Linked DNA regions of Homo sapiens: region 2 is linked to region 1. A link is an interaction called in ENCODE POLR2A ChIA-PET data of the cell type or tissue named here. Cell type or tissue: Panc1. All regions are shown on one strand. Each heading gives the region's core, and the rest is flanking DNA. Links, peaks and the distances in the headings are about the cores only. Region 1 holds the start of LOC124904548 (a long non-coding RNA gene). Region 2 has its middle 24 kb from the start of FAM89A.

Region 1 (10,512 bases), core at 1,939-6,938:
ACGATAAATATGTGGGTAAATATAAAAGCCTTTTTTTCGGATTTTAAGATGTTTAGTAAGATAATCAACTGTTTAAAGCAAAAATAATAACAATGTTTCATGGTGTCCATACCATGTGTTGGAAAGAGATCAAACTAGAGCTCTCTAGCTGAAGGGGTCAGACTTTGACAAAATCCAAATCCGATGCATAGCATCTGTAGAAGTAAAATGTATGAGAATATTACAAAGATGTGGGGGCAAAGTGGAAGTATATTGTTTGAAAGATTTTATCCATGAAGTGGTATTATTATTATTTAAAGTCAGACTGTTACAAGTTAAACATATGAATTATTAACTGTACAGCAACTATTAAAATCATAGCAAAGACATCTAGGTAATAAGTCCGTTGTGAAAATAAAATGTAAGCTAAAATTTAATCAACAAGAGAACAGGAAGAAAGGAAAAATAGAAACAAAGAAGAAATGGGACAAGTGTAAAGCAAACAGCAAGCTAATAGCTTTATGCGTAACTACTGCATATCAATAATTACATCAGATGCAAATAGCCTAAACACTCCAATTAAAAAGCAGAAATTGTCAGGATGAAAAGCTGAGCACGGTGGCTCAAGCCTATAATCCCAACACTTTGGGAGGCCAAGGTGGGTGGATCACGAGGTCAGGAGTTCGAGACCAGCCTGGCCAACATGGTGAAACCCTGTCTCTACTAAAAATACAAAAATTAGCCAGGTGTGGTGGTGCACGCATGTAATCCCAGCTACTGGGGAGGCTGAGGCAGGAGAATTGCTTTTACCCAGGAGGCGGAGGTTGCAGTGAGCCGAGATTGTGCCGCTGCACTACAGCCTGGGTGTCAGAGCAAGACTCTGTCAAAAAAATAAAAATAAATAAATAAATAAATAATTTTTTGAAAGCCCTACTATTTGATGTCTATAAGAAAAACACTTAAAATTTCTAGTGGGAGCTTCGGGGGACAGCTTGGAGAGGCCTGTTGGCTGGTCTGAGCCCTTCCACTGGAGAGCTCTGGGTTCATTTGTTTCCTACATTGAGGGTTTGCATCCAATTAAGGTTCTGGTGAAAAGACATAAATAAAGGTGGAAGACCCCTGGGCAGTGAAAGTGTTCGAGTTGCTTCCATTGTTCTTGTTCTTTGTCCCTGAGCAGTTCTCCAGCTCCTTCGAGTAGGCCTTGTGGATCCTCCTAGCTGCCCTAGCTTAGGAGTAGCTTGGCAGGAGGTACGCCCTGCCATTTGTTTCTTTTTACACTTTAAATGTGGTTGCACATAAGTGACAAAAATCACATTATGTGACTTGCATTTATTTTTGCTGGACAGCACTGCACAGAGCTTCACCCCCTTTCGGAAGGCCTTCTGTACATTCTTTCATTTGACTTGTATCACGGCTCTATGTTAGGGTTAAGGTATGTATTGTATGAAAATGAGTCACGTAGGCAGAAGACTAAGGTCTTGTCCCCACTTATTTCTGTGACTTTGAATAGGTCTGTTTTCTTCTCTGTAACACAGATATAATCATCCCTTCCCTGCCAGCCTCACTGAGTTCTCAGGAGACCAAGTTAGGAGACTGTCAGGGAGTAGAGTTGGTGTTCTTATTCTCATGAGGAGGAAGGGAGAGCCTATGCCCCGAGAAGTGAACTGGCCTGTCCAGGCTGGGCACAAGGCACATCCCCCCTGGGCCAGCGTCATTTCTCTCCAGCAGGGATTCCACCGCTAACCTTACGGGGCCATGTTCTCTTCCACCCACTGCTCCATCAAGTCATCAGATTAATTTGACAGGAGAGGCCCCTGCAAAGGGCAGGTTTGCCTTTTGGCCCACCCCAACCTTTGGGGATTGTGAGCCAGGAAAATAAACAAGATTGACCTCAAAGAAGCGTACAAAATGGGCCTTGGGTCAAGCAGCTTATTTATGCAGCAACTTTTCTTCCAAATAGCCGATGGGTTTTGAATCTTTACCAGGCTATTCCTTCCAATGACTCCTTTACCCCTTGAAAAAAAATGATGACCATATTTCTCTCTGTTTTCCAGTTGAAGAAATAGAAGAACATAGAGGCTGAATGTTCTATTCAGAGGCATCCAGCCAAACAGCTGCAGAGCCAAGAGCAGCATCCCAGGGCCAGAGGGGCAAGGCCAGTGAGGTGAAAAGGCAGGGCTGTACACAGGAGGAGAGACGGAACAGCTGGCCGAGAGCAGCCCGTGGGGAGGGGGTGGACAGGCTGGCTGCTGCCCAGATCCAGGGGCCTCTTCAGAGACATGGTGCACAGATGAGTGGCCGTGACTTTCACATGAATGAGTTCAATGAATGAGTTCTTATTCAATGAATGAGTTGTCTCCTAACCACAGATAGGTTGGGCACATTCTCTGCTTTGGGGGTCAGAAGTCCTTTTCCTGGGTGAGATGACTTCCCTGTGGTAGGTTCAGGCCTTATGCTGTACTCAGCTTCTCCCATGTCTAATGGCAGTGCTGGCCGCTGACTGTGCCAGTTTCAGGGCCTGGAGGACCACGTGGCCTTGCCAGAGCGTGATGTGGGTTTGATTGTTGTTGGATAGCAGGTTGAAGCCATCCAGAAAACAGCCACATTCTGTGTAGTGTGGTTTCTAAAAGAGCATCACTGACTGCTCACAGTTGGGGTAGGAGTGGGGCCGTGGATGGGGAAGACGCAGGGAGTGGCAGGAGGGGTGACCCAGCCTCAGTGACCAAAGAGTGCCTGGGCCCTACACATCTTGAATCTTAGATCTGAGCTCCAGGGGCCTTGGCACGGTGTATGCCTCCTCCACACTCAGCTCTCATTCCTTCTGGAGCACAAGATTAAGAACACAGGGGTCTCAGATCTTCAGTTGCTTGTGGGACCCTCCTGGATAGCACCTCTAGTCTTGGCTTGGGGAGCTTCAGGTGAGGGTGTGCAGGAGGGTTGGGGATTAAGAATGGACTTTGAGTTGCACAGACTGAGATTCCTTCCCAGCCATGTGATGTGATGGATTCTATTATCTCTCTCAACCTCACAGGGTTGCTGAGAGGATTGAATAAAACAGCTGTTAACATAATGCCTGGCACGCAATAAGCATGCCATCAATGACAGCCATTATTTTATCAGCAGTTGCACAATGAATCGGGGGAAGCTGGAGGTGAGGGGGCAGAAGGTGGCTCCCTGTCCCGGTGCCCCAAAAGGCTTCTACACAGCTAGCCAGACTCCTGTCCTCCTTCCTTGCCACCACCTCTGAGGCCATGCCCGTCCACTGAAGAGGGTGCCGTGCCTTTGATGACTTTGCTCCCATTTCCAGGCCCCTCTTGCTGTGCTCTTTCTCCTGCTTCCTCCTGCATGCCACCTGACTCTGCCAGCTCCCTGCAGTGGGATTGGCTACCTCTGTTTTTCTGACTCCCCGAGGGCTGACTCCATAGAGGGGGTGTCGAGTGCCTGGACCTAAGTCATACTCAACTTCCCTCCAACACGCAGCTCCCACCCTCCAGCTCTCGTTCTACTCAGCTCTTCCTCCAGGTGCATTCTGTGCCTGGCAGCACCAGAGCAGGGGTAGTGGATGAGGACAGTGGTTGAGAAGCCCTCCTGGCCTTGGGCAGCTGGAGAAGCAGGTGCCCAATGTTGCTTCTGGCAGACCAGCCCTGCGTACACTGGTTTCTGTCTTCCAGCCCTTGCATATCCAGCTCTGCTCTCCCCAGGGCCTTTGCCCTCCCTCCTCCAACAGGGGCTCTTGCACTGGTAGTGCACTGAGGCAGACGGTGCAGTTTTAGGGCCCCATGGGAGGCAGGCAGAACAGCTGATTTCTCCCAGAATCACTCACTCTCCTTGCATCAGCCTGCATCCCAGACTCAGTCAGCACTGACGCAGGGTTTCTGTGATCAATAAATAGCCTGCACTTTGGACAGTTTCTCTCCACTTCTCCTCATTGCCAGAATCCCAAATCCCTTGGGATTCTAGCCACAGCCACTTTTGTAATGCCATTTAGGAAAATGTGCTATTACATGAAAGACCTGCTTTCTAGAACTGGACCACTCACGAAAATCCTCCCCTACCCATTGGTTATGTCCCGTCAGGGGCACAATTACAAATTGCTTCAATTACCCCTAGGAAAGAGTTTCCGTTTCTAAGTGCCTTCTTATTAGTAAGTCACATAAGACATGTTACTTAACTTTTCTCTTTCCCAAGTTCCTCATCTGTAATATGAGTAAAACAATAGTTTTATGTCATACGGTTGGTATGAGGACAAAAGGAATAACACTGCCAAGCACAGTCAACAGAGACTGGCACAGAGCAGAAACCTAACCTGTGTTGTTTGTCATTATCAGGGAACTCATTATCAAAGCAGCCCGAAAGCAAACTCTGGTGCCCTTTCCTTCCCCTGAAACTCGGTGACAGCTGCATCCTATAGCTTGGAGAGTTGCTTACAGTTTTGTTGTATCAGTGTCTGTCTCATGTAGCAAATGCGAATCAGAAGCAGGGATAGAGGTTTAGTGCCCTCCAGGCACTAGGGTTACAACATGTCCTTTCTCCCCATAGCCTCCTGGTTCTTTGCTCAGCAAACTGCCATCTACCCTGAAACACATCTCCTGACTGGTGACTCATGTAGCTATTTTTAGATTTTCTAGATTAAACTGTAATAAAAATCGACATATATAACCGTCTCTGCTCTCTATGATCTTAATAATTGAGTCATTTTACAAAGCACATTCACCTTCTTGCTGCCAGATGAAAGCATCCTTCACTCGCATGTCCATTAGACTACGAGCTCCTTGAGAGTCAAGGCTCTGGCAGGCTTGCAGAATGTCTGGTCTCTGGAGCAGCGTCTGGCACCTGGTAGGCATCACTTCTGCTGGCTTCACCGCTTCCAGGTGGCTCTGGCAATGTATGTCCTCCCTCTGCACATCCTTGAAAACCCCTTATGATGTGGGGGGCTATCTGGGGCTGTCTCCATGGCAGGGCAGCAAGAGAGACCATGGTGGGAGCCCCTGGCCCGTCCACCGCCTGGAGTGCAAACTGGACACCCAGAAGCTAGCTGGGCCTGAGCTGGACATTTAGTGCCAGAAGGTGAGTCATTGCCCTTAAGAAGAAGGCCTTAGGGAATGGTGGAGATATTGTCCAAAGAAGGGAAGAGGAATTTCATAGGTAGTATAGTTGGAGAAAAAAGAACATTATTCCCCCAGTGAATACAGTTGACCTAATAAGCCGGTTTCATTAGTTTAGTTCAGGCTATAATTTGGGCCTGAAAAATACCCCTTCTGTTTACTATGTGACTTTTTTGGGACCCTGTGGCCTGGTGGAGATGAGACCTTGAGGATGAGACCTGCTGCTCTGTCTCCAAGCTCAGTGCCTTCGTGGAGGCAGCAGTTCCTAGACAAGTCTGTTGGCATCCAATACCTGGCTGACCCTGAGCCACCCTCCCAGGGGCATGGGACTTCAAGCCATGAATGCAAGTCTTAAAAGTGTGAGGGGGGGGCAGGGGGCCTCACTGGGGTTATTGATTCAGGGTTGGATGAAGTCCAGGTTAGAATCAACACAGGGAAGTTTCCATTCTCCAAGGCTCTCCAAAGGCTCTGAAATCTGTCAGGCAGATGGAGGCCGTGGGAGAGAGATAAAAAGGCTCTGGGTTTGGAGTTCTGAAGTCCAGTCCTGCTCTGAACACTATTAGCCATGTGTCACCTGCTCCAGGGAGACAGAGGAGACAGGAACTAACCTGCAGTCCACAGGCAGTCAGGGAGTCTGCCCACGCTCTGAAATGACACACATGTGCTTCTGTGTCTGTGCATGTTCTGGAGGAACAGTCTCATAACTTTTTTTCACCAGATTCTCAAAGGGGTCCCTGATTCAGAAAAATAAGAACCACTCCACAGAGGGACTGCTGAGATTCTGAGCGTCGCAAGCCTTCTGGAGTTCTAAATGGTGCTCCTGGCAGTCCCCTCTGTGGGTCTCTATGCTGCAGAGGCAAAGCCATGTGTCCTCATCCCGCCCTGCACCTGGCAGTGTGACTGAGAGGGGAAGCCAGGATGGGGTTCCTGTTGGATCCCACATGTGTTTCCTCCCTGGCTTGTGGAAGAAAATGTGTTCTCCAAAGTGCTGTGCTCTTCCTGAGTAATTGGAGGCAGATGCTCTGTTAGAATCGTTTCCTTTGGCTCGCTGTCCAGAGGCTCTGGGTGTCTCCGAGGATGGATGCTAGCTGGCTCAACATCTCCAGCATCCCGTTACTGGGGCATCTGGTCCGACTTTGGCACCACATCAGGGGTGGTGGCTGCCTGAGCCTCAGGGCCCATTTGCTGGAGGAAAAAGACACCACCTGTGACCTTTCACAGCCCATGACACTATCTGTCTTCTGGATACACAGAGACAGTTTTGTCAGCTTTCTCTCCGATACCTTATTGTCTTTAGGTCAGGTCAGAAATTCATAAATGGGCAGTTTGGGTCCTGGGGAATTCAGTCAAATGAACTGGGCGAGGTAGGCAACAAATCTCTGGTGATGGAACCCTTTGACTTCTTGCCCTCTTGCCCCAGGCACCTCCAACCTTTTCGGGGGAAAACCCTGACCAGGCTACCAAGTCAGCCACCAGGATATGGAGATAGAAAAAGAAATGCTTAAATCTCCAGAGGCAGGGGAGCTGAAGCATGTGGTCCCCCGGCTTTTCCTGAGATAAAGGTCCCTGTGGGCAGACCTCACTATAGGCTATTTCTGGAAATCCAGGCCAAATCCGTCCTCGGTCCACCGGGCTGGACTGCACCACTGCCACGGCTTCTGCTGCTCCGAAGGGTTCACGCTCTTGGACAGCTCATTTTTTGGTATATACTTTGCTTCTTCCGGGCCTCTTCTCCCCTCTTTTAAAAAAGGCCTGCTTATTTATTTAGAGATGGAGACTTACTCTTTTTGCCCAGGCTGTAGTGCGGTAGGGCGATCTCGGCTCACTGCAACTTCTGGGTCCTGGGTTCAAGTGATTCTCCTGCCTCAGCCTCCTGAGTAGCTGGGATTGCAGGCCCGCACCACTACGCCTGGCTAATTTTGTATTTTTAGTAGAGATGGGGTTTCACCATGTTGGCCAGGCTGGTCTCTAACTGAACTCCTGACCTCAAGTGATTCACCTGCCTCGGTGTCCCAAAGTATTGGGATTACAGGGGTGAGCCACAGTGCCCGGCCACCACGCCTGGCCCCAATTTAAATATTCATTTGGCAGGAGAGGTGGGAAGTTTTATTTTCCCACCCAAAGGCGTCAGAGTTAATACCCTGTCAGCTGCAAGTGGCCTCCCCAGCTGCCGGAACCCAGCTCTTCCTGTGGACAGAGGCAATATTTTCCCTGGACGAGATGAACGAGCAGGGTTTTCCCAGAACATCCAGGCCCCTAAGCCCTGTGCCATGAACGACCTCCACATCACTGACACTGGCTTTTCCATCCGGCTGGCTTGGCCCTGGCCGAGTCACGGAAGGAGGAGTCAAGTTTCAGAGGAAAATAAATGGAATGAGTGCTTTTCCACCACATGGACGTAATTATGTCTTGGATGGATTTTCCCATTTCCATCATTGCAAAAGATCTTGCAACGATCTTGAAAAGACAAATTGCCAGTGTCTTGATGCCTGCCGTCACCTGGTCCCAGGAGTGGGATGCTGGGGAGTCATTATCCCTGGTATTTGTAGACAGCTGTACAGTTTGCCATGACAAGCCTCCTGTGACTTGGACAGTATAGGTAGTGGGCAGGGGCCTTATAAGCGTCCCGTGGTGCAGAAGTCCCCTCTGCCCACATCCTCCTTGTTCAAGACTTCATCCCCTCCCCCACACCCACTTGGCTCTTCTGAGACCCTTGGTCCACCTTCTTTCAATTGCCAGGCCCTCCATCCTCTCCTGGATTTCCTGGTTTCTTTTCTTCCCCATCTATGTCTTTCCTCCCATCTGAAATCCCTTGGCTGCCGGGGTCTCCTGCTAAAGCTTAGTGTGAATATTTCACACCCTGACTCTCCTACTGTCCGCCTGCTCCTGCCTCCTGGCTGCTGAGCAGAGCTGGAGAGAGGTGTGGCCCTGATCTGTTTCTTAGGAAAGCCTAGCCTCACTTTCCATGGCAGGTGGTCACTCGTGTCCTTCCTAAGCCCCCATACCACCCTCAGCATCCCCTCTCTAGGACTTTCCTCTCACCTTTCCTCTAGAAATGGATGCTCCAGACCGGCCTGGGCCCTCCTCTCCTGCTCTGGTGCTCTCTGTCATGCCTGCACTGGGTGACTTGGGCAAGCTGCCTTGCTTCTCATGGTACACTTTCTTCATCTGCAACGTGGGTGTGATGATGCTTCCGACTCTTGGGCTCTTGGGAGGGTCACACAGGAAGCAGGAGAAAGGCCTGGCTCCAAGAACAACAGCTGCTTTATTGGGGCCACCTTTGGACACAGTGCTATCTGTTCAAATCTGGTCCTCCATGCAGCCTCTTCAGCTTCTCTCTCCCATCCATGAGGATGGCTTCTCCCCATTAACCCCAAAAAGCCACCTGCCTGCCAGCCTCATGCCTGAGCTCCCCTACTTTACCTCCTGCCCTGCCTTACATGCTATGTACTCTTTTCCTTATTTATGCAAATGTATGGGGGCTCTGCTGCCCCAGGTTCTTCCCTGTGTAGCCTTGAATCCCTTCTCTTTTGTTTTTTTACTCTTTTTTTTGTCATCCCCAACACCCCAAAGTAAACTGAAACAATGCTCCCTTCTCTTCAAATAGTGTATCAGTTATCTATTGCCACACAACCCTGCCTCAAAACAACATCAGAATTCCATGGCTTAGAACAATAGGCATCTATTTAGCTCCTAGGTCCATGGGCCAAGGATTGGGGGTCTCAGCAGAACTGTTCTGGACTCAGACTCGGTCATGTGTCTGCAATCAGCTGGCACAGGGCTATCAGGGTGAATGAACTGTGTGTCCCTCTTGTACTCTGGTCAAGTTAGACTGCTGTGTTCTCATGGAAGTGGTTGAGAACGAGAACGAGCTTTTTCAATCCTCCAGTTGTGTCCCATTGGCCGACACAAAGCAAATCCCAAGGCTGGTCCCAGAGTCAGAGGGGAGGCACTCCAAAGTGATAGGACAGGGACTATGGCACAGGCCAGGAGAAGGGTAGGGCCACATGCAATCAATCTGCCACAGATGGCACCAGGAGCACTCACTCCTCTATGACAGAGGTCTGTTCCTGCAGCTGCCTCATTCCACCTCCACCATGCTGCAGCTCCTAGTAGCAGGAACTGCATCAAACTCATGGCTGTGTCTCCAGCATTTAATTTATCACCGTGCCTGGCTCATAGGAGACCCTCAGTGGTAGTGGATTTAATTGAATGTTTCCTCTCATCTTAAACTCAGTCTCAAGGAGCTCATTATGCATTTTTTTAAAGCCTGCAGCATCCGGTATTCCCATGTGGTCTCCCACCCTAGTACTAACCAGGCCAGACCCTGCGTAGCTGACAAGATCAGGTGCATTCAAGGTGGTATGGCCGTAGACTGTGCTCCACTTTTAAACAGCTGTCTTTGTGCCTCTGTAATCAAATGCCTTGCCTCATTCCAGGGCCCATTTAGCCCCCAATAGACCAAGCTCATGGTCCCTGTGGTCAAGATGCTTGATGGAGCCATTTATAACAGCTGTTCTCCCCTGCAACCTTACCCGTCCATATCTGTACTTTTGAAAGCCACTGTTAACCTTTGGGCACATTCAAGCCATTCATCAGCATCTGAAGCCTCTCTGACTTTTCAGTAACAAGCAGGTATCTCTTCTTCAGAACATTCTCTTCCCAGCAGTATAGGACCATGGATAGAACTTGGCCTTCAGTCTCAGAGAGACCCAGGTTGCACCACCTTTCAGTGGTGTGGCTCTAGGCCAGGGTATCTGCTTCACTCCACTGCAGAGTTGGCTTCTCTCTGGGTCTTAGCTATCGGCCCTCTCCATCTCCTCTCTGTAGCCTTGAATCAAACTCCTTTTCTGAAGACCTAGAAGGTAACTGCACTTCTGGAAGCCTTTGGAGCCCAAGAAGAGGGAGGGTTTGGGTTGAGGGGATGTGTTTTTGTTTTAGAAGTAGTGGTGGGAAAAGCATGGACTTCAGATTCAAACAGGCCAGAGTTCAAATCTCTCTCTAGCCCATGCCAACAAAACTCTGGGCTGCGTGATACATCTCATAACGTCTCTGACATCTCCTTTATTTTACTATTATTATTATCATTTTTTTGGAGTTGCATGTTACTTTTTTATTACTATTTTTAAAAATTCTTCATTTTTCTATGTCCTAATGCCAGGCTTCTGTAAGGCTCTATACCTTTAGGTGTTCTCTTTTCACACTTGCTTTCTTATGAAAGCTTGGCTTTTAAATGACTTACCTGAATTGGCACCTTTTAAATTCAAATCACCACCTCCAAAATCTCACGAAGAATCCACTCCCACACTCTAATTTTCTGTCAGGATGTTTTTATGTTGATATTCCACAACGATCTCAAATCTCAAACTGAAATATACTCCTGGTCACAATGACCGATTTTGTTTTTGGTTTTGAGACAAGGTCTCAC
Region 2 (10,512 bases), core at 2,675-7,674, 240 kb before region 1:
GAGGAACCTCTCCTCACTGTTTTCCTCAGTGGCTGTGCTGGTTTACAACAAAGAGTACCTTTGATCATGCCGGAGTTTATGCGAATGCGGTGACTAGGGTGGGGCCCCTAGATACCCTCAGAGTGGGCTGGTTTACCAAAAAATCAAGTGATTAGAGGGTCAGCACTTTTGGCCCCACTCACTGGCCCCAGGAAGCGGAGGAGCTGGAGATTAAGCACCATTTTAAACTCTTGAATAAGATTTGATGAGCTGCTGTGCTGATTAACATATCAAGGTGTCGGGAGGGAGCAAGGTGCAGCTGGAGAGGCCATGGAAGCTCTGCGTGCACCCTCCACACCTTGCCTGATGCATCTCTTCCATCTGGCTGTTCCTGAGTTGTATGCTTTTTTTTTTTTTTTTTGAGACAAGGTCTTGCTTTGTCACCGAGGCTAGAGTGCAATGGGCCTGATCTCAGCTCGCTGCAACCTCCGCCTCCCAGGTTCAAGCGATTCTCCTGCCTCAGCCTCCTGAATAGCTGGGATTACAGGCACGTGCCACCATGCCTGGCTAATTTTTTTTTGTATTTTTAGTGGAGACGAGGTTTCACCTTGTTGGCCAGGCTGGTCACGAACTCCTGACCTCAGGTGATCCACCCACCTCGGTCTCCCAAAGTGCAGGGATTAAAGGTGTGAGCCACTGTGCCCGGCTGTATGCTTTTTTTAAACAAACAAACAAACAAACAAACAAACAAACAAAAAACAAAAAAACAGTAGTACTAAGAGTTTCTGAGTTACACGAGGTATTCTAACAAATCATTGAACTCAAGGAGAGTGTCATGGAAACCCCTGATTTATAGCTGGTAGGTCAGAAGCTCAGGAGGCCTGGGATTTGCAGCTGGCTTTGTCTGAGGTGGGGAGGTGTCTTGCGGCACTGAGCCCCTAAGCCGTGAGGTCTGTGCTAACTCTGGGTAGTTTGTGTGAAAATGAAATTGAATTGTAGAACACCCAACTAGTGTCCAGAAAAATCAGAAAATTGGTTGTTGGTTTTGGAAAACACCCCAGCCCTACACACTTCCAATAAATCCTCTTTGCTTATTTGCCTGAGTTGGTTTCTATAGCTTTCAGCCAAAGAACCTTAACTAATAAGCTTTTATTGAAATAAAATCCTACCCAGAAACCCAATAAATGCAGAAAGTAGAAGAAATTGTGTCTGCTCTGTTGAAGCAGACGGAGGGCGTCAGTGCAGAGCTCTGCTATGCCACATCCTCACTTCCTCTGCCTGGGTGCCCTGGAGGGGCTCCTGAGAGCATCGGGGGCTTCTGTGAACACAGTGTAAAAAGGACTGCAGGCCAGGCGCAGTGGCTCACAGTTGTAATCACAGCACTTTGGGAGGCCAAGGTGGGCGGATCATGAGGTCAGGAGATTGAGACCATCCTGGCTAACACGGTGAAACCCCGTCTCTACTAAAAATACAAAAAAAAAAAAAAAAAAAAAAAATAGCCGAGCATGGTGGCACACGCCTGTAATCCCAGCTACTTGGGAGGCTGAGGCAGGAGAATCGCATGAACCCAGGCAGTGGAGGTTGCAGTGAGCTGAGATTGCGCCACTGCACTCCAGCCTAGGTGACAGAGTGAGACTCCATCTCAAAACAAACAAACAAGCAACAACAACAACACAAAAAATGACTGCAGTAGGAAACGACACCTCCATCATGGGGATTTGGGGCTCCCAACTAATCAGTGTGCTACCTCCTGTCTAGACCCTAATCCACAGAGAGCACACAGAAGGATACAAATGAGGGCTATAACATCAGGGTTTGCAAAGCAGAGGTCTTTCTGGGGCCTTCAAATTTTGTCCTGCCCCTACCAGCCCACCCCAGTGATGAAAGACCGCAACAGTCAGCTTGCAAGCCCTGAACCTCCTCTGGTTTAGTTCAACAGTAAGTCAGATGAAAGTGTCAACTAAAAATAAAATTCTAAGCCTTGGCCCCGAGCAGTGGCTCACACCTGTAATCCTAGCACTTTGGGAGGTGGAGATGTGCGGATCACCTGAGCTCAGGAGTTTGAGACCAGCCTGGACAACATGGAAAAACCCTGTCTCTACAAAAATTACAAAAATTAGCTGGGCATGGTAGCATGCACCTATAGTTCCAGCTACTCAGGGGGCTGAGGCAGGAGAATCTCTTGAACCCAGAAGATAGAGTTTGCAGTGAGCTGCGATCATGCCACTGCACCCCAGTCTGAGTGACAGAACAAGACCCTGTCTCAAAAAAAAAAAAAAAAAAAATTCTAAGCCCCCCACCTAACTGAATGGACCTTTGCTTGGCCATGGGAAGCCCAGAGTAACCTTGAAAACTGAGTTCTCAGCTGTGATGGGATAGCAGATCAGACACACATTGCTATACCCTCTCCCTCAATAACTGCAATGAAGCTTTTTTCCCTGAGGGCTGAACAGAAACCAGCCCTTTCAAAAGACTCTACCACTGAGATCAACCAGCTGCTGGACACTGCTTCTCCTCTTTTGCCTGATAAGAGATCACCTACCATGGATTGGCTCTGGCCAGTTTTCGGAGAATGCACAGTACAGGTTTTCATGCCCTCTGCTTCACCTTTTGATGTCAGAGGACTGAAAGCTGCCCCTTCGGATCATGCTAATGTTGCCTTTTTATGCATGGGACCCATAAAGGGGCATGGAGCTCAACTGTGTAGTGTACACTGCTCTTTTTATGAATATTCACGTCTCCTCCTTTAGCTTATTAAATATGTATGTTAGGCCACCCTGCCCAGCTTAGATTCCTGTTCCCTTTGCCCTTCCCTTGAAGTGTTTGTTTCTGGCTTCTGACTGGAGGCTACGCTTCCCAGCCTGTCAGAATGGCCACCTTGCAGTCTGCAACCCTTTATGAGAAACGAAGCTCTCCTTTCCAAACATAGGAACCTAGTTATTCTTCGGTTGACATGAGACACATGCAAAGACTATGTTCTCTCTCTTGGTGTAACCTCTGTGATTAGGATGCTGCTGCCATCAAGAGTCCCAGCTTCTGTGCCAGATGGAGGAATCATATTTGACCTTAGGCCCCTCCAAATTTACCTGAGCAAGTACCTACTAGACATTCTGGTATTCTCCCTTGAAAGCCCTCCTGCTGCTGCTCTCTAGCCCTAGGGGTGTATGTTTTGAGTGGACAAACAGTTGCTTGTGTCAGCTGTATGTGTCAGGTGGACTTGCAAAGCTCTGGTATCTATAGTGATAGGGAAGGTGTAGGGGTCTCCCTGGGCCTTGTTCCCCGAGAGTGGCTGTGGCCTTTGATCCACAGTCAGGCTCTCCAGTCTTCACCAGCATTCTCAGTACTCACAGCACCTACTTAGGTTCAGATGCATTGATGTGTGTGGAGGGTGGGGTTGTCATCAGCAAACTGAGTTCTTTCCCAATTTCCCATCAGTTGCAAAGAAAGGACATCTAATTGGAAAAGGCAATTGGGTTTTATTTATCGGCCAGAGAAAGGAGAAGGGAAGCTCTCATTCCAAAGGCATCCTTTCCCTGAGCAACAGGAGGCAGGGTTTTTAAGGACTGGGTGTGGAGTGGGAGAGGTATGTTAACATGTGCAGGGTGAGACTCCAGACACATGGGCATGCTTCCTAAACATGCTTCTTCATACATTGCATGTACACCAAATAGTGGTGATCTTCTCTTAGGGGAGGGGGTTTTAGCATTATAACGCTATGTTAATCAACTAAAGACAAGAGGGGTTGCCTGTTGTAATTTGCACCGGTTTCTCCTGGATCTTATCTTCCTCTGGTGTTTGGTTAAGGGTCAAGAAGTGCTGGCAGCATCCTAGGCCATCTGGTTTCTTTAAGCAATTGTGTCTATAGATAAAGGCACTAAAGAAAAACAGTAGGGAAACGGAACTTTCCCAGTTATTTCATCAGAGCTACCCTGGTAACAGGATGGTGGGTGTGAAGAGTTACGTTTACCCCTATACGATAGTGTGGCTTTCACTTTGGGATGAGATGTCTGCAGTCTCACTGTCAGCCAGTGGTTGGAGGAGAGTTCAAACCAAGATGGGTATGATTGTAAGGAGTTGCTTTTCAAGCTGGTCCCTCCACGTCCACGCCCATCCCAGCACCTCCCGGAAAAAACAGTTCCTCTAGAAGAACTGATAACAACCAACTGCCCCTCAGACCCCAGCTGTTTTCTTTGTTCTTAGGCACAACAGTTGACCCACACCCTTTCCTCTTGGGTCCGCTCACCATAGTTGTAGGATTTTCTTCTGTTTCACCTTTGCACGCCTATTCTTCAGGGAGCTAGGGGCGGGCAATCCCTGGGGCTTTTTCTTTTCTTTTTTTTTTTTTTTTAGACAGAGTCTTGCTCTGTCACCCAGGCTGGAGTGCAGTAGCGCAATCTCAGCTCACTGCAACCTCCGCCTCCCGGGTTTGAGTGATTCTTCTGCCTCGGCCTCCCAAGTAGCTGGGACTACAGGTGCCCACCACTATGCCTGGCTAATTTTTGTATTTTTAGTAGAGACGGGGTTTCACCATGTTGGCCAGGATGGTCTCAATCTCCTGACCTTGTGATCTGCCTGCCTCAGCTTCCCAAAGTGCTGGGATTACAGGCGTGAGCCACCGCGCCTGGCCCCTGGGGGCTTTTTCTCCACAACTCGCCTTTGCTGGGTGATAGGACAGATTATCAGAGGAAGAGAAATTCCCCAATAATCCTTGAGAGTGGTTCAGGGGTGACTGAAAAAGGCTGACATGACCTGGGCCCCAAATAGGAGAACAATTTGGCCTTAGAAATCAGTTAAGGGTGTTAGCACCGATTAGAACAGAACACTGCTCCATCACATTAGCTGGTAAGAGGTCACGTAGAGAGGATGGTCAGAGGGGTGCTCGATAAATATTCTTGGCAGCCACCTCTCCACCTCATGCTACTTTACTATCTGTGGATGAATGATTTTTGTGACTTTGGGTGGGCCAAGGATTCCTCCACGTCACAGCCCAACTCTACTTTAAGGTACTGCAGCACTGGATAGAATTTATGGGCAAGATTGAGGTTAACAGACAATGTAGCAAGATGCTGAGCAGGAGAGTGGATCTTATATCTCTGTGTAGGGATGTTAAAGATAGCCTCTGCTCCCAAAGAAAAGGAGGGAAGGAAGGGAGGAAGGGAAAGAAGGAAGGAGGGAAGGAGAAGGGAGGAAGAAAGGAAAGGAGGGAGGGAGGGAAGGAGGGACAGATGGAGAGGAAAAAGAAGAAAAAAAAAGAAGGTTGGGCACGGTGCTCACACCTGTAATTGCAGCACTTTGGGAGGCCAAGGCAGGTGGCTCACCTGAGGTCAGGAGTTCGAGATCACCATGGCCAACATGGAGAAACCCTGTCTCTACTATAAATACAAAAATCAGCTGGGTGTGGTGGCACGCACCTGTAGTCCCAGCTACTCAGGAGGCTGAGGCAGGAGAATCGCTTGAATCCGAGAGGCGGAGGTTGCAGTGAGCCGAGATTGCACTACTGCACTCCAGCCTGGGTGACAGAGTGAGACTCTGTCAAAAAGAAAGAAAGAAAGAAAGAAGAAAGCAATCCAAAGTTAGAAACCATATGCAGGAGAAAATATGTTAGAATCCAGGGAACCATAATTGTGTAAGTCTTTTTCAAAATCAACTCACTAGGTTTTTCTGTAGGAAACAAATCAAAAAGAGGAGAGCAAGCAAATTAAATTTCCTTCTGCTTTCTTCCGAAAGAAACTTAATCTCACCATGAGAGAAGATAAAGAGTTCACTTTCAGAAAACACTGATTAGAGAAGCTGCATTTTTTTCACACAAGGGCCTGTGGACCAGCTCAAAGTGAGTATCTTGGACATTTACCCCACATCCTGCCTCCCCTCTCCCCATCTCATCTGCCTTGGATGTCTGACTTTCCCCGTTACCAGCAATTACTTATAAATGGCTGCTAATACTGAGGTGCCAAGTTACCCAGTTTTAACCAAAGAAAATTTGGGCAGAAGGCAAGGCCTACTGCAAACACATTTGCTTTTATTTTTGGTCATTGTACAGATGGAGTTTCAGATTACTGTTTCCTCCCTTCCCTTGAAAGCAGCTTTGTCTTTTTCCTGGACTGAAGAATTGCATTGATTGTAATCACCAAGGATTTAAGGCAACCATTTGTAAGGCGGCATCCACTTTTATGGCCCACATCATGAAAACATTGCAGGCTAGAATTCTCTACCCATATCCAGCCATTTGTTGCTTTATAGTCATATAGAGACATGAAATATTGCTTATTTGATGTATTGGTTTGCTCGGGCTGCCATAACAAAGTAGCACTGACGGGGTAGCTTTAACAACAGAAATTTATTGTCTCACCGTTCTGGAGCCTGGCAAGTCCCAGATCAATGTGTCGGCAGACATGATTCCTTTTGAGGGTTCTCTCTTTGACTTGCTGATGGCTGTCTTCTCCCTGCATCCGTCATTTCTCTGTAACTGTCCAAATTTCCTTTTTTTTTTTTTTTTTGAGATAGAGTCTCACTCTATCACCCAGGCTGGAGTGCAGTGGCACGATCTCGGCTCACTGCAACCTCCTGCCTCAACCTGCCGAGTAGCAGGGATTATAGTTGCCTGCCACCACACCAGGCTAATTTTTGTATTTTTAGTAGAGACGGTGTTTCACAATGTTGGTCAGGCTGGTCTCAAACTCCTGACCTTGTGATTCACCCGCCTCGGCCTCCTGGAGTGCTGGGATTATAGGCGTGAGCCACCGTGCCCGGCCAGGTTCAAATTTCCTCCTCTTAAAGGACATCAGTCATATTGGATTAGACCCCACCCTAGTGATCTCATTTTATCTTAATTACCTCTTTAAAGACCCTAACTCCAAATAAGGTCACGTGCTAAAGCACAAGGGATTAGAATTTTAACATATGAGGTTTTGGGGGATATTGCTCAGTCTATAACATTTGGGAAAAATTTTTACTATTCTTTTGACTTTAGCCCTTTCAAAGAACATCCAAGAGTGCTGGGAAAAACCCTTGTTTGACCGCTTCTGCATATGCCTGTTGAGGATTCTTTGGTCTGTTCAGTGGGAAAATGCTATCTTAAGTATTATATATGGAATATTCTGCCTGTGGTAAACCATGGGATGCATTTTCTCATCTGATGCTTATCTAATGATGTCATAGGGCTTCAGAAATGAATGCATGGAAGTGAGGAGTAAAAAATAAAAGATCCCCTAAGCACTTAAGACTTCTGTGCATAGAAATGCATGAATAAGACCATTTAATGGGTTTCTGAGGCTCAGAAGTTGCCGCTTGTGCGTCTCAATCAAGTGTTTGTCTTTGAGCAGCACATTCTTCCATGTCAGGGATGTTTATTTTTTTGCTTTGTCCTTAATGAGACTGTTCTATTTAGGTTTAGAAGACCTTAGACACAAAGGCTGTGAGTTAGAGTCATATAAGGTAGCATTATGATTATTCATTATGGTATATGAATTTCATGTTTTACCTATTTTATGAAGTAAGAAATTCCTAACCTTATTGAAGAAGAGACATCTGATTCAGCCTTGCACATGCTAGTAGAGGATCAATTCCTTAGTCCATGGTCTAGGAAATCAGTAACCCAAAATAGTTCTGCCTCCACGGCTGAGCCAGTGTTCCCTGGCATATCATTATTAGCCTTCTCTTCTCACTCCACCTGGTTTCACCTCCCCGAGCCAAGCTCATGTCTCCCACATGTAATTCTCTAGCTGCTATCTCTCTTCTGAGCTTAGACCCTAGAGATTCCAGAATATAATACTTTTCTACTTAATTTTCTCACAGGTAACTTGAACTCAACATGACCCAAATGGAAACCATTGTCTCACTCCAAAATTTCCTCCTTCTCTGCCTACGTAGTCCCTATTTGATCACATCACCCCACCATGCATCTAGCTGCCCAGTCCAGAAATCTTGCAGTTATTTATTCTCCCTTTCCTCTCCTCCCTCCCATTCAATTTTCCAGTTCCTGTGATTCTACTTCCCTAGGACCTCTTGAATACATGCCAGCCTCTCTTTCCTCATTGCGGCTCTCCTAGACTCTGGCCTCAGCAGTTCTGCACTGGGGTACTGAAAAACTTAACGAGTGCAGGGCAGTATCAGAGTTAGTAGTCCATTTTCTGTTGCCTATAACAGAATTCCTGAAACTGGGTAATTTATAAAGAAAAGAAATATATTTCTTACAGTTTTGGAGGCTGAGCAGTCCCAGGTCAAAGGGTTGCATCTGAGGAGGGTCTTTTTGCTGGTGGGGACTCTCTGCATTGTCTGGAGGTGGTGCAGGGCATCCCATGGTGAGTGGGCTAAGCACACTAGCTCAGGTCTTTCTCTCTCTCTCTCTTTTTTTTTTTTTTGAGACAGGGTCTCACCCTGTCACCCAGGCTGGAATGCAGTGGCACAAACACGGCTCACTGCAGCCTCCACCTCCCAGGCTCAAGCAATTCTCCTGCCTTAGCTTCCTGAGTGTCTGGGACTACAGGCATGCGCCACAAGGCCCAGCTAACTTTTTGTATTTTTATAGAGATGGGGTTTTGTCATGTTGCCAGGCTGGTCTTGAACTCCTGGGCTCAAGTGATCCACCTGATCTTAGCCTCTATAAGTGCTGGAATTACAGGCGTGAGCCACCACACCTAGTCTTATGGGCTACATCTTAAGGCTGAAACAGGAAATATCCTATAACAAATGTACTTTATCTCTAGAAGTTGATCTCTTGGCAGCAGCAAAATCTACCCAGACAGCAGAACTGTGCAGTGCTCCTCAGCGCTTACTGGTTAAATCGCCATAAGAGGGTTAATATATGCAGGAAGAGTAGATACGCAATTGGCGTAGTCCATGATTTTGAGATGCTTTGGAAATGAGAAGGCCTCTTGTCCTCAGCAGAAACCACACTTAGGAATGGTGAGGATGATAGGAGAGAATGGAGTGAGGGAAGGGGACCTGGAGCCGGAGCAGAGACCACCCCTGTTGTCCAAGTATCGGGGGATCCATCCCATAGCCCTCTTTACACATAAATCTCAGGCCCAATGTAAAGCTGCTTGTCACGTGTTTCTTCCCTTGTGTTTGTTTAAGAAGAAAATTTCTTTTAAAACAGGGATGGCAAAGGGGGTGAGTGAGGATGAGACCAAGGCAAACCTTTTTACCTCCTTTATGAATTTGCCTTACACTCACTCACTCATTCTGGCTAAAAGGACAGCTTTGGCTCTAACAACCTAAATGGCAATCCACAGTCTGAGAAGGGGCTAGGCTGTGGCGACTTCCCCAGGCTGCTTTCAAAGTCCAGGAAGACTGAAAGACAACTGAAAGAATGATTTTCAGAGGGTGGACTCAGCTATCTGGGAGGCTGAGGCAGGAGGATCACTTTAGCCCAGGAGTTCGAGGTTGCAGTGAGCTGTGATTGCACTACTGCACTCCAGCTTAGGCAACAGAGTAAGACCCTGTCTTAAAAAAAAAAAAAAAAAAAAAAAAAAAGGTGGACTCACTGATGAATCCCCTTTTTAAAAAAATAGCAGATTTAGGAAATGGAAAAATTCTCTATTCTGAGATTTCCAAAATGATAATTTAAATTTCAGGACCCCTCCCCTGTCATTTACTTAGTTTCATCCTCAAATTATCCCAGTGTAATTATTATTATTATTTTTCTGGCATCTCTAGTTGAACAAGTGTGATTCTTGATGTGGGCTGTCTGCACTCTCATAGGTTAGAAAGCAACTTTATTAATGTGTGGGATATAAACTAGGGTGTCCTTCTTTCCCTCTTAAAATCTATTACCCAAAAGTGAAATGAAAGCCAGTCTTTTTCTTTGATCCAAGGAAATATGACTCATTCTGAATGCATTTCTATTTACTTTCCTGGAAGGTTTTCCTTAACTCTTTCAGTCTAAAAAGTTTCTTTGCTAGTTATAGCTGAGATGTTTCCTTGGCCTCTTTTATACCTTGCTGGAAAAGGTCAGCGAAGCCTGTGTGAGGGCATATGCTCCTTGGGAACTGCAGCTCCCAGGGCCTAGAAGCATCTGCAATCAGAGTATCTGATTCCACATCTGGCTTCCTGGCCATTAAGCCATGTGTCCTTAGGCAAGCCATTTAATTTCATCTGTAAAATGTGCATAATCATATACACTCTGTGTGCTTAATCAGTTGCCATGATGACCAAATGAGATATGTATGAGAAAGTGCTCTTTTAAAATGACACAGTGCATGGAATGGTTGTCTGTGTGAGTGATGGGATTATACACCATCTTTCTTTTCATATTTATGTTATCCACAATTGACACTTAAAAAAATTTTAATTTTTATTAAAATATATATTTTAAAAAGAAATCATGCAGTGCTGAACAAATAGAAGTTACTAAAACCCTTCTTTTGGTATTAAGCTCTAATTTTATAAATTTTCCTTTGTTAACTTTATGTCTCAAACTGATGATGTCAGAGTGTTTTTGAGGGATCTGAGTGTGTAGAAGATAGTTAAGCTGTATATTTATACATTAAGAAATAGGCCAGGCACGGTGGCTCACACTTGTAATCCCAGCAC

What was found. ChIA-PET counts read pairs that join two places held together with the same protein. Peaks named below come from ENCODE experiments on the same cell type or tissue, not always from the same donor. Only the 100,000 strongest peaks of a DNase experiment are listed, where the experiment ranks them.
Region 2: POLR2A ChIA-PET joins it to region 1 with 7 read pairs; 2 of 35 experiments call an interaction of 5 or more read pairs at or near these places.

Annotation. Positions count from the first base shown.
Region 1 is chr1:230,819,198-230,829,709 of GRCh38, reverse strand. It overlaps LOC124904548 (a long non-coding RNA gene), which reads right to left and starts at 5,210. Exons shown (of 2, transcript XR_007066939.1): 1 at 4,694-5,210. It also overlaps the pseudogene RNA5SP79. In Panc1, for the core only: no CTCF peak of the experiment used is centred there; a DNase peak (open chromatin) is centred at 4,529; H3K27ac peaks cover 2,753 bases.
Region 2 is chr1:231,059,300-231,069,811 of GRCh38, reverse strand. No RefSeq gene overlaps it. Among named protein-coding and RNA genes, the nearest start is that of FAM89A, 24 kb to the right of the region's middle. RefSeq lists a cis regulatory region at 3,747-4,217 and a silencer at 5,915-6,209. In Panc1, for the core only: no CTCF peak of the experiment used is centred there; no DNase peak of the experiment used is centred there.